2 separate regions of the Homo sapiens genome follow, and region 2 is linked to region 1. Evidence: read pairs that join two places in POLR2A ChIA-PET (ENCODE). Cell type or tissue: MCF 10A. All regions are shown on one strand. Each heading gives the region's core, and the rest is flanking DNA. Links, peaks and the distances in the headings are about the cores only.

Evidence for each region. ChIA-PET counts read pairs that join two places held together with the same protein. Peaks named below come from ENCODE experiments on the same cell type or tissue, not always from the same donor. Only the 100,000 strongest peaks of a DNase experiment are listed, where the experiment ranks them.
Region 2: POLR2A ChIA-PET joins it to region 1 with 5 read pairs; 2 of 35 experiments call an interaction of 5 or more read pairs at or near these places.

The regions. Positions count from the first base shown.
Region 1 is chrX:53,437,015-53,445,372 of GRCh38, reverse strand. No RefSeq gene overlaps it. Among named protein-coding and RNA genes, the nearest start is that of HSD17B10, 6.8 kb to the right of the region's middle. In MCF 10A, for the core only: no CTCF peak of the experiment used is centred there; DNase peaks (open chromatin) are centred at 3,592 and 4,392.
Region 2 is chrX:53,334,788-53,338,787 of GRCh38, reverse strand. No RefSeq gene overlaps it. Among named protein-coding and RNA genes, the nearest start is that of IQSEC2, 15 kb to the right of the region's middle. In MCF 10A, for the core only: no CTCF peak of the experiment used is centred there; no DNase peak of the experiment used is centred there.

The sequences.
Region 1 (8,358 bases), core at 2,050-6,049:
CGTGTATTTTGTTCACTGCTGAGTCCTCAGTGCCTCCGAGAACACCCAGCATAATAAACATCTGCTGAATTAACAAATAAATGTTTGTTAAAATGCATGTAGTGGGCCGGGCGTGGTGGCTCACGCCTGTAACCCCGGCACTTTGGGAGGCCTAGGTGGGTGGATCACCTGAGGTCAGGAGTTCGAGACCAGCTTGGCCAACACGGTGAAACCTCGTCTGTACTAAAAATTAAAAAAAAAAAATTAGCTGGGCGTGGTGGCCCACACCTGTAATCCCAGCTACTCAGGAGGCTGAGGCAGTAGAATTGCTGGAACCCGGGAGACAGAGATTGCAGTGAGCTGAGATTACGCCACTGCACTCCAGCCTAGGCAGCAGAGCGAGACTCCGTCTCAAAACAAAACAAAACAAAAAAATGCATGTAGTGAAAGGCCCCAAGGCTGGAAGAGACCTTGGATCTTCATCTCATCTTTTGTCTTGGTTAACTAATGTGTTGCCTGAGTCAGGCTGCTTCATCAACTTGGTCCAACTACTACTTGTGTGACCTAGGGCAAGATTAAAAAAAAAAAATTTTGTAGCCGGATGCAGTGGCTCATTCCTGTAATTCCAGCACTTTGGGAGGCCTAGGTGGGAGGATTGCTTGAGCCTAGGAGTTCAAGACCAGCCTGGACAGCATGGTGAGACCCCTTCTTTACAAAAAAAAAAAAAACAAATTAGCGAGGCATGGTGGTGCACACCTGTGGTCCCAGCTCCTCTGGAGGCTGAGGCAGGAGGATCACTTGAACCTAGGAGGTCAAGGCTGCAAGTGAGGCAAAATTGCGCCACAGTACTCCAGCCTGGGTGACAGATCAAGACCCTGTCTCGAAAAATCCCAAAACATTTTTTGGGGTAGAGATGGGGTCTCGCTATGTCACCCAGGCTGGTCTTGAACTCCTGGCTTCAAGCGATCCTCCCACCTTGGCCTCCCTAAGTGTTGGGATTGCAGGTATGTGCCACCTTGCCCAGCTGGGCAAGATATTTGACAAAGACTGTCTCCTTTGACCAAAACCTTAGTCAGTCTCCTCCATGTACTCTGCTTGACTAGGCCTGACCTGTCCTTATAAAGGTCCTTATAAGGACTCTCTCTATCCTTATTGAATCTAGTTTGAGCAAGAATCCTGCTAAGTCAATTTAGGGGAAATTTCCCACCCTTGGTATCTGACTACCCTGGATTCTTATCATCCTGGCCTGCCTTCAGCAATAATCCTATCAAGTCAGTTTAGCCAGAAACCCCTTGTCCTAGATGTTTCCTCTTAGTAGTTTCTCATCCACTGACCCTACCCTGCTCCTTGGTTACAAATCTCCACTTGTCATTGTTGGACTTAGAGTTGAGTCCAATCTTTCTCCCACTGCAAGACCCCATTGCAGTGGTCTGCATACCTGTCGCCATGGCCTTGAATAAAGCCTGGCCCTACCATCTTTAATAAGTGTCATGAGTAATATATTTCTTTAAAAATATGTAACCTCTCTTTGCCTCAGATTCATCCCTCACAGGGTCATTTGGAAGATTGAAATAGTGTGAGAGAAGGTGCTTAGGAAATGAGTTCCAATCTTGACCTCTACTGGGTCTCTCTTATCTGTTCTCTTCCCCAGAGCAGTATCACTTGTGTTCAAAAGAGTGCAGACTCTGGAGCCAGACTGCCTGAGTTTGAAGTCCTGCTTTGCTTCTGACTAGTTGTGAGAACTTGGGAAGTGGCTTAACTTTTCAGTACTCACTTTCTTCATCTGTAAAACGAGGAGGATGGTAATGCCTACCTCATAGGGTTGTTGTGAGGACTAAGAGTAAATATGGCCGGGCGCGGTGGCTCAGGCCTGTAATCCCAGCATTTTGGGAGGCCGAGGTGGGCGGATCACAGGGTCAGGAGATCGAGACCATCCTGGCCAACATGGTGAAACCCCGTCTCTACTAAAAATACAAAAACTAGCCAGGCGTAGTGGCACATGCCTGTAATCTCAGCTACTCAGGAGGCTGAGGCAGGAGAATCGCTTGAACCCGGGAGGTGGAGGTTGCAGTGAGCTGAGATCGTGCCACTGCACTCCAGCCTGGCAACAGAGCGAGACTCTGTCTCAAAAAACAAAACAAAACAAAAAAGAGTTAATATGGGCCGGGTGCGGTTGCTCATGCCTGTAATCCCAGCACTTTGGGAGGCTGAGGCAGGTGGATCACCTGAGGTCAGGCGTTCGAGACCAGCCTGGCCAACATAGTGAAACCCTGTCTCTACTAAAAATACAAAAATTGACCAGAGTGGCTCATGCCTGCAATCCCAGCACTTTGGGAGGCCAAGAGGGGCAGATCACCTGAGGTCAGGAGTTCGAGACCAGCTTGGTCAACATGGCGAAACCCCATCTCTACTTAAAAAAATAGCAAAAAAAAAAAAAAAAAAATTAGCCAGGCTTGGTGGCACGCACCTGCAACTCCAGCTACTTGGGAGGCTGAGGCAGGAGAATTGCTTGAACCCGGGAAGCAGAGGTTGCAGTGAGCTGAGATCAAGCCACTGCACTCCAGCCTGGGTGACAGAGTGAGACTCTGTCTCAAAAAAATAAAATAAAATAATAAATAAATAAATAAATAAGTAAATAAGAGTTAATATGCTCACAACAGATCCTGAGACATGGTATGTGAGTTAAACAGTACTACTGGGTATGAATGTTTCTCATTCATAAGAACCATTAGGTTTTAAGGTCCCTGAAGCCTCAACCTACCATCTGCAGAAGGAGCAGCCAGAGGCTCCCTTTCCTTTGCTTACAGGGGTCTGGGGTCAAGGTCATTAACCCAATCTCCCACTGTCTTAACTTCCTGAATGGTGGTCTGGAGTTATTCTTCTGGGTGCTTGCCAAGGCCCATCTGCGGGTCTTCCTCAGTCTCAGTGGCAGATGAGGAAGCAGTGGTTTCCCCAGGCCAGAGACATCTCCACAGCAGGTTCCTCAACTCCACCCTGCCCAATGGACCCTCCTTTTTGACTCAGAGGCCCCCAGAATGTGGGGTGGGCCTTTGGAGCTGACTGAAGGACTCCAAGGGGATAGGGTAGGGCGTGGTTACCGCCCAAATTTAGCCTTTAGTCAGGGAAGGGGGTGGTGGGGGAGTAGATGGTTTGGGGACGACTGGACCTCAGACTGGGTCCCTTGTAAGGATGTGAGGGCAGGCTCAAGAGGGGTTTCCTCCGAGTCAAACACATTCACTCCCCTCCGTCTTCTGGTTTTTAGTCCCTGCCAGGGGACCACACAGGTGAGTCCAGGTGAAAGGAGCAACCACAACTGCCGGCCACCTCTACTCCGCGCCAGACGAAACCGCCCCAAGGGCGCCGCACTTTACCGCCCTCTGTGACCTGTCGCTGTCACACACCGAGTGAGTGTGAGAAGACGAGACCTCGGGAGAAGGAGGGCGACAGCGGGCACCAAGATACACAGGTCCTTTATCCATACCTCCTAACAGCCACCCGCTATGGGCCGGGCCTCCGTCCTCCCAACTGCCAGCTCCACTGGAGACACTCCAACCGCACTGGGAGCGCCTTGTGAGCAGGACACGCATGCGCGGGTAGCACCTCCACCAGCCAGCCGGCTGACCCCGCCGGGGACCTGGCAGGGATGGGGAGCGCATGCGCAGATGGCGCGCACCGCTCCCAAAAGACAGGGTGTGGGTGGCGACTAGACTCTGGACCTGTGGATCTCGGTGCCCGCTGTCGCCCTCCTTCTGCCGGGTCTCGTCTTCTCATGCTCACTCGGTCAGGTCTATAGTACAGCCTCGTACTGGAGTCTTAGTGTAAGTCCTTCCGTTTAATCAGCAGTCCCTCTAATAAAGAAAATGAATGAGTGAATAGCAAACATGGTAAATCTAAGGTGACTTTGCTTAAAGCGGGTGAGGCCAGTACATCGCCACCCAACCCTTGGTTCCGGAGCAGGCGTCTTTTCTTCCTCACCTGGAAGTGGCAGAAAAAAAAGAACTTGTCTTCTGCCCGTGCCCGATCAGGGGCTCCCCACTGCACCCCACATCCCCGCCTTTGGGACAGTCTCACATGGCGAAAGTGGCCTAGGGTGGAGGGCACTGCACTAAGCACGACCCTGACTACTGACTGACCGCTTTTTATAGCCCAGGCACCTTGCAGACATGATTCGTTTCGGATAAGTCAAGTATTCATATTCCCACTTCACAGTGGAGGAAATTGAGGCTGACCCCAAAGCCGCCCCTTTAGTGGGTGCGCGATCAAGACTTATTACATAAACTGCCTTTAAGAGATGGCACCACCACCCCGCGGGCCCCCTACTTCTGGTTGTTGCCCAATCACACTGGCAGGGGTTTCACTGGCAGCTGCAGCCCCGCCCGGCTGACTCATCTTCCCCAAAGCCGTTTAATTCTGTTCCAAGTCTTTCCTAACTCGACCTTGGCGGGCGCGGAGCGGAAGGCATTATTGTCCTCCCGATTTGGGGCCGGGGGAGTTGGAAAACTAGTCTAACTCCCGGGCTGGAGAGCTAGGAAGCCCAAGAGGGCCAAGTCCTGGCTGTCTGCCTCTGACGACGAGCAAGGTGGAGGCCCTTGGTTAGCAGGATGGGTGGTGAGGAGTCCGGGAAGGAGAAGAAAGGCTCAGCGCGGCTTGCCTGAGCCTCCCTCCTCCCAGCTCCCGGCCCCTGCTGCCGGCGGCTGTCACTCCTCGCTGTGGTGCCAGCTGGCTCCCGCTTCCTCGCCTTTATTCCTACCTGCTTGCTCTCCTGCCTTCCTTCGGGCTTTTCACATCCTCTTCTTTTCCTCTCTTGCTCCCCTCCTGTTTGCCTTTCTCGACTTTCATATCGCCAGAAGATGGTCGTCTCCCTCCCGTTCCTCCCAACTCTGAATAAAAAACAGAAAACCCAACTGGTCCTATAATGGCTTCCCTAAGTCTACAGATGACTCCTGGCTTTCTAGCTCACCTGCTGGGGGGGATGTGTAAACCATGAGGTGATTTTTCCAAGACTGTGAAAGGAAGGTGGATATAAGCGGAACTGACACCGTATACTGATCACAACACTTACTGATTCCACCGGAAGATACAGGTTTATTGCTATGTCACACATATGCATTCATTCACTTAGCAAACACTGCCATCTGTTCTATGCCAGGCTCTCTGTGTTGCGTAGCAAGAATACAGAGATCAGAATAGATCCTCAGTCTCTCAGGTGGGTAAGTGTTGGTTCAGAGCTGTGGGACCCTCAGAAAGGGCATCGCACCATCCTGGGGGTTATCTGTGGGGTAGGGTTGCCACATTTAGCAAATAAAAATACAGGGTGCCCACAAGTCTGAATTTCAGATAAATAACAAATAGTTTTACAATATAAGCATGTCCCAAAGATTGCATGGGGTTACTTATATGAAAAAATTATTCGGCCGGGCACAGTGACTCACACCTAGTACTTTGGGAGGTCGAGGTGGGTGGATCATCTGAGGTCAGGAGTTCGAGACCAGCCTGACCAACATGATGAAACCTCGTCTCTACTAAAAATACAAAAATTAGCCGAGGGTGGTGGTGGGCGCCTGTAGTCCCAGCTACTAGGGAGGCTGAGGCAGGAGAATTGCTTGAATCCAGGAGGCAGAGGTTGCAGTGAGCTGAGATCGTGCCACTGCACTCCAGCCTGAGTGACGGAGCAAGATTCTGTCTCAAAAAAAAAAAATTCATCTTTATCTGAAATTCAAATTGAATTACTGAGCATCCTATACCTCATCTGGCAACACTACTGTGGGGGTATCAAGTAGTGTGTTGTTACTGGAAAGTGTCGTGTTATAGAGGCCGAAGTTAGCCAGCAGCCATCGGATTATGGAAAGCCTTAAAAGTGAGGAGGTGGGGGCCGGGCGCGGTGGCTCACGCCTGTAATCTCAGCACTTTGGGAGGCCGAGGTGGGCAGATCACCTGAGGTCATGAGTTCGAAACCAGCCTGGCCAACATGGTGAAACCCTGTCTCTACTAAAAATACAAAAATTAGCCGGGTGTGGTGGTGGGCGCCTGTAGTCCCAGCTACTCGGGAGGCTGAGGCATGAGAATGGCTTGAACCTGGGAGGTGGAGGCTGCAGTAAGCCGAGATTGTGCCACTGCACTCCAGCCTGGGCGACAGAGCAAGATTCCCTCCAAAAAAAAAAAAAAGTGAAGAGGGGGCACTGAAGGGGTTTGAAAGCAAGTGGGTAACAATAAAAATTGGGTTTTAGGAAGAGGCTTCTGCTGGTTTCTTGGATGATCCTTTTAAGAGCAACAATAGTGGAGTCTGACCAGTTGCAATTGTACAGGCAAGAGATTTTGGATGGTGATAATAGGAAAGTAGGTGGGAGGAGGTGCCAGATCCAAAAAGTATGTAGGAGTTAAATCAGCAGGACTTGGCAGTTGCTTAGATGGGGTGAAGAGGGCGTGAGTCCCAGGATCTGGCTTGGGTGTCTGGGAAGTTAGTACTGCAACCAATTGAGATACAGCAGTTTTAGGGGGCAATGATTGAGTTTAATTTAGGGCATCTGGTGTAGAGGGCCAGCAAATTATTTGCTATATGATTCTGAAGTTCAGTGGAGAAGATGAGCTCAAAGTAGAGACTGGGAAGTCCTCAGCAGAGAGGGAGTATTGAAACCAGGAGATGGATAAGCTCCCCAGAGAGGGGGCAGAAGAAAAAGAACCCAGGGAAGAGACAAAAGAACAATCAGGGGAGTACAAGAAACCAGGAGAGTCAGGCTTCCTGGAAGCCAAGTGGGAGTTTCTAGGAAGAGCAAGTGATGAATATGTCAAATGCAGCCAGAAAGGTCTGATTACACAAAGCCTGAAAAATTACAGTTGATTTAGGCAACGGTAAAGTCACCATAACCTGAGGCTGTCATCCTTCAGGTTCATTCAGACATCAGCCCCATTTATTCAAGTGGCAAACACTCAGCCAACATGCGTCCTCAGCATCCTCTCAAACGCTCGCCACAGTAATTTTCATGTCCCCTGCAGTCCTTCAGCGTTTAAACCAATCATTCAGATTGTGCCCCAGCTCACTCAGAAATGACAGGCTCTGTATAATCATCACTTGGGGTTCTTCTTTTCCCCTCACATAGATGATGATATAATTGGGATTCTTTATATTTGTCAATGTCACCTCAGAGCCAGCTGGAACCAGTGCAGCTCTGTCTTTGCAGAGGTAACTGCAGGTGCCCACAAGAGTTAAATGGGTTATCTTGTGGTTTTTATCTCCCAGGAGTGAAGACCACCCAGGAGTAAAGACCACCTTTATTCTTCTCTGTTTCCTGGCAGGGCTAATTTGACACAATGCTGCGTGTTGCTTGTTTTGGTGTCCTTGCTGGGCCCCTTTGCGCACCTCTGGCCCTCAGGTTCCCATGAGACATGCATCCAAACTGTTGAGTATGTGCGTGTAAAGGTTGACATCACTTTATTCCCTATTTTTTTGTGTGTGTGGAGACAGGGTCTTGCTATGTTGCCCAGGCTGGTCTCAAACTCCTGGGCTCAAGACATCCTGCTGCTTCAGCCTCCCAAAATGTTAGGATTACAGGCGTGAACCACTGCACTCAGCCCCTATTCCCTATTTTCTAATGGTTTTGAGACAGAGGTGCGTGCAATCAAGAGAGAGGATGCTCAGTAGCAGAAATCCCCAAGAAAGTGGGAGGGGCTGGGACACAAAACCCAGTGGAAGGGTGAGCCCTAAACAGGACATCTCTGAGACCCAAGGAAAGGATGGTGTGGGTGGGTAGAGACAATTTTGGAGGTGGCAAGAGAGAAGTATTCACTAATGGCTTCCGTTTGCTCTAAAAACAGTTCTTTTAATTGTGCAGCCCTCAGAACCAGAAGAAGTTCAGAGAGCTCCCTCTAAACACAGTTCTTAACCCACAATCCAAAAGACCCCTGAGGAGTCAGTGAATAGAATTCAAAGAGCCCATGGACTTGGATAGAGGGGAAATTGCATCATTATTTTCACTATTACTAACAGAAATATAGCATATCCTTCCAGGGGATGTGGGTAACAAACTGCAGTAATATTAGCACCTGTGACTTTGACACTAAGAGAGATCAGATTTTCATTATTACGGTTGTTGCATATCTCTCAAAATAACATCACTATTTCAAAAATCATGGTTGTCACTAGACCTGTTGATAGAGCTTGCTATTTAATGTGTTAATAAAGAAGCACATATATTACTACATTACAGGTGCGTTTCCTTTTATTTTGAAAATTGTACCCCAATATAATTGGTTTCTTTTGTAATCCTACTTATAGGACGCATGCATTATTCTGGGAAGGGGTTCCTAAGACTTCACCAGACTCCCATAGGTGTCCGTAGCATAGAAAAGGATGAGAAACACTGCTCTGAAGAGTAACCATAG
Region 2 (4,000 bases), core at 1-4,000, 100 kb after region 1:
AATTAGGGAGACCTCAGCCCCAAGAATAGCTGTAGTGTTAGGAGGAATATGGGGGGCAGCTCAAAGAATCATAGACCCGAAAATCCTTGATTAAAACTTAAAGTTGGGAAGACATTTTACGTTCTCTAACCTGATCTTTCCCCCATCTCTTACAGACGGTGCTTGATTCCTTTTTTTCCTCAACTCATATTTCCAACAAGTCCTATTGGCTTTACCTCAAAATATATTCCACTCTGTTCTATTGATCTCTGTATGCATTCTTTCTTTAACACCACGGTGATTATTATAAAATGTATATTTGGTCTTCCCCATTTCCTGACATACAACTCCTAAAATCCTTTAAAATCTCCAAAGTGATGTCTTTTTATATGTCAATGAGTTGGCTGATGGCCAACAGCCCCTAGGTAGCTTCAGGATTGGGGATTGGTCCCCAAAAAACCAAGGCAGGATTAGAGAGTTGGGACTTTCAGCCCCATTTCCCCACCTCAGGGGAGGGGAGAGGGGCCCGGAAGGTTCAGCTGATCACCAATGACCAATGATTTAATCAATCATGTCTGCATAATAAAGCCTCCATAACAACCCAAAAGGCCAGAGCTTGGGGAGATTCCAGATAGCAAAACACGTGGAGACTCCTGGAGGGTGGCACACTCGGAGAAGGCATGAAGCACTGTGCCCCTTCCCACAGGCCTTGCCCCATGCATCTTTTCATCTATATCCCTTGTAATATTCCTTATAATAATCCAATACCCTTTTGCTGCCTGACCGTTGCCATCATGGGTCGCATGCATGCTCCTGGTGGCTGACGTTGACTTCCGATAACGTGAAGGAGAAGATTGACAAACTGGCCAAGGAAGGGCCTGACTCCCTCACGAATCAGATAAGGATGCTAAATTCTATCTGATTCTGATAGAGAGCTGGATTCATCATTTGGCCCGATATTATAACACCAAGTGAGTCCTCCCTCTTGATTGGAAATATGAGTCATCCACAGCCTCTGCCCTGGTCACATAAATTGTCTATGTACTCAAGCAATAAAATGATTGTTTAACTAAAAAAACAAAAATCTAATACATATAAGTAAGTGCCGGACGCAGTGGCTCATGCCTGTAATCCCAGCACTTTGGGGAGCCGAGGCAGGTGGATCATGAAGTCAGGAGATGGAGACCATCCTGGCCAACATGGTGAAACCTCGTCTCTACTAAAAGTACAAAAAAATTAGCTGGGCGTGGTGGCGTGTGCCTGCAGTCCTAGCTACTTGGGAGGCTGAGGCAGGATAATCACTTGAACCTGGGAGGTGGAGGTTGCAATGAGCCGAGATCGCGCCACTGCACTCCAGCCTGGCGACAGAGCGAGACTCCGTCTTAAACAAATAAACAAACAAAAAATAATAAATAAATAAATAAGTAAATAAATTATGTAAGTGTTTCCTTGAGTTCTGTGAAGACCGTGTCTAATGATGAAACTTTGACAACTTCCCCTTTTCCTTGTATCTGGAATAGAAACTTTTCTGTGAGCTACTCTAACAAATTAATGGAACTCAGTGAGGGGGTTGTGGAAACTCAGTTTATAGCCAGTCTGTCAAAATCACTGGTAAAACAACCAGGAGTCACATCTGAAGGCGGAGGTGAGGATGAGCGAGGGGAACATGGCATTCTTGGAGACAGCTCTCAACCTGTGAGATCTGACGCCATCTCCGGGTAGTTAGTATCAAAATTACATGAAATTAGAGGACATTCATCTGGTGTCCACAACAAAACTGATTGCTCATTTGGTGTGTGTACTCCCACACATCTGGTCACAGAAATCTGTGTTGATTGTTCTGTGAGAGCGGAGCAAAAACAGTTTGTTTTTTTCCACACTCAACCACACTGTCTTGTGTACCATAGCTTTATAGTACTGTGGCGTCTTGACATTAGATAGTGCGAATCCTCCAACTTTGTTTTTCAGTATTGCTATAATATAGCTTGCTGAGATTTTGACTGAAATGATACTGAATATATACATTAAGTTGGAAAGAAATGACATCCTAAAAATATTGAGTCCTCTTTTTCATGAACATGGAATAGCTCTCCCTTTATTTAGATTTCTTTCATTCATGTTTTGTAGTTTTGTAGATTTGGGTCCAGTACACATTTTGTTATATTTTATTCCTAAGTATTTCATTGTTTTACTGCTATTGAAAACAGTATTGCAGTCGGGCGTGGTGGTTCATGCCTGTAATCCTAGCACTTTGGAAGGCCAAGACAGGTGGATCACTTGAGGTCAGGAGTTCGAAACCAGCCTGGCCAACATGGTGAAACCCTGTCTCTACTAAAAATACCAAAAAATAGCCGTGTGTGGTGGCGTGCACCTGTAATCCCAGCTACTTGGGAGGCTGAGGCAGGAGAATTGCTTGAACCTGGGAGGCAGAGGTTGCAGTGAGCCGAGGTCATGCCACTGCACTCCAGCCTGGGCAACAGAGCGAGACTCTGTCTAAAAAAAAAAAGAAAAAAGGCTGGGTGTGGCGATCACACTGGTAATCCCAGCACTTTTGGGAGGTCAAGGCAGGAGGATTGTTTGAGGCCAGGCATTCAAGACTAGCCTGGGCAACAGAGCGAGACTCTGTCTAAAAAAAAAAAAACAAAAAAATCAGTATTGCTTCCCTAAAATTTCAAATTCTAATTGTTTATTGCTGGTATATAGGAAAGCAATTGTTTTTTTGTGTATTGACCTTGTACCCTGTGACCTTGCTATATATATTTTCATTAGTTCCAGGAGTGGTACCCCCTATAGATTGTTTGGGATTTTCTGCTATCCCACACATTTTAACAAATTGCATTTTTATTTTCACTTAATTTGAAATATTTAAAAATTTATCTTGAGACTTCTTCTTTGACCTCTATGTTATTTAGAAATTTGTTGTTTAATTTCCAAATATTTGGGGATTTCCCAGCCATCTTTCAGTTACTGGTTTCTATTTTATTTCTTTTTTTTCTTTTTTTTTCGAGAAGGAGTCTCGCTCAGCCATCCAGGCTGGAGTGCAGTTTGGCACAATCTCAGCTCACTGCAACAACCATCTCCCGGGTTCAAGCGATTCTCCTGCCTCAGCCTCCCGAGTATCTGGGATTACTGGCACCCGCCATCATGCCCGGCTAATTTTTGTATTTTAATAGAGATGGGGTTTCACCATGTCAGCCAAGCTGGTCTTGAACTCCTGACCTCAGGTGATCCGCCCGCCTCAGCCTCCTAAAGTGCTAGGATTACAGGCATGAGCCACCACACCTGGACGGTTTCTGTTTTATTTCTATTGTGGTTTGAGAGCATACTTTGTATGATTTCTATTCTTTTAAATTTGTGGGGTTTTTTTTTTCTTTTCTTTTTAGAGACAGGGTCTCACTCTGTCACTCATGCTGGAATGCAGTGATGCAAACATAGCTCACTGCAACCTCGAAATCTTGGGCTTGCGGGGGTCTTCCTGCCTCAGCCTCCTGAGTAGCTGGAACTACAGGTACGTACCACCATGCCCAGCTATTTTTTTTATTTTTAATTTTTTTGTTGAGACAGGGTCTCGCTATATTGCCCAGGCTAGTCTTGAATGCCTGGCCTGAAACAATCCTCCTGCCTTGACCTCCCGAAAGTGCTGGGATTACCAGTGTGATCGCCACACCCAGCCTTTTGAATTTGTTAAGGTGTGTTTTATGGCCCAGAATATAGTCTATCTTGGTGCATGTTCCATGTCAGCTTGAGAAGAATGTGTATTCTGCTGTTATTGGATGGAGTCTCTATAAATTTTGATTAGATCATATTGATTGATAGTGCTGCCCAGGTAAAAATCTATTCCAAATCTGTCCACATATCTTTCTCCACAATTACTATCCTAGCCCAAGCTATCACGGTCTCTTGCCTGGACTGTCTAACTGGCTTCATAACTAGCCTCTTAGCTGGCCTTCTTGTTTCTGGTTTTGCCTCCACTATAACCCATTCTCCATACATCAGACAGAGTAAGCTTTAAAAGACAAAA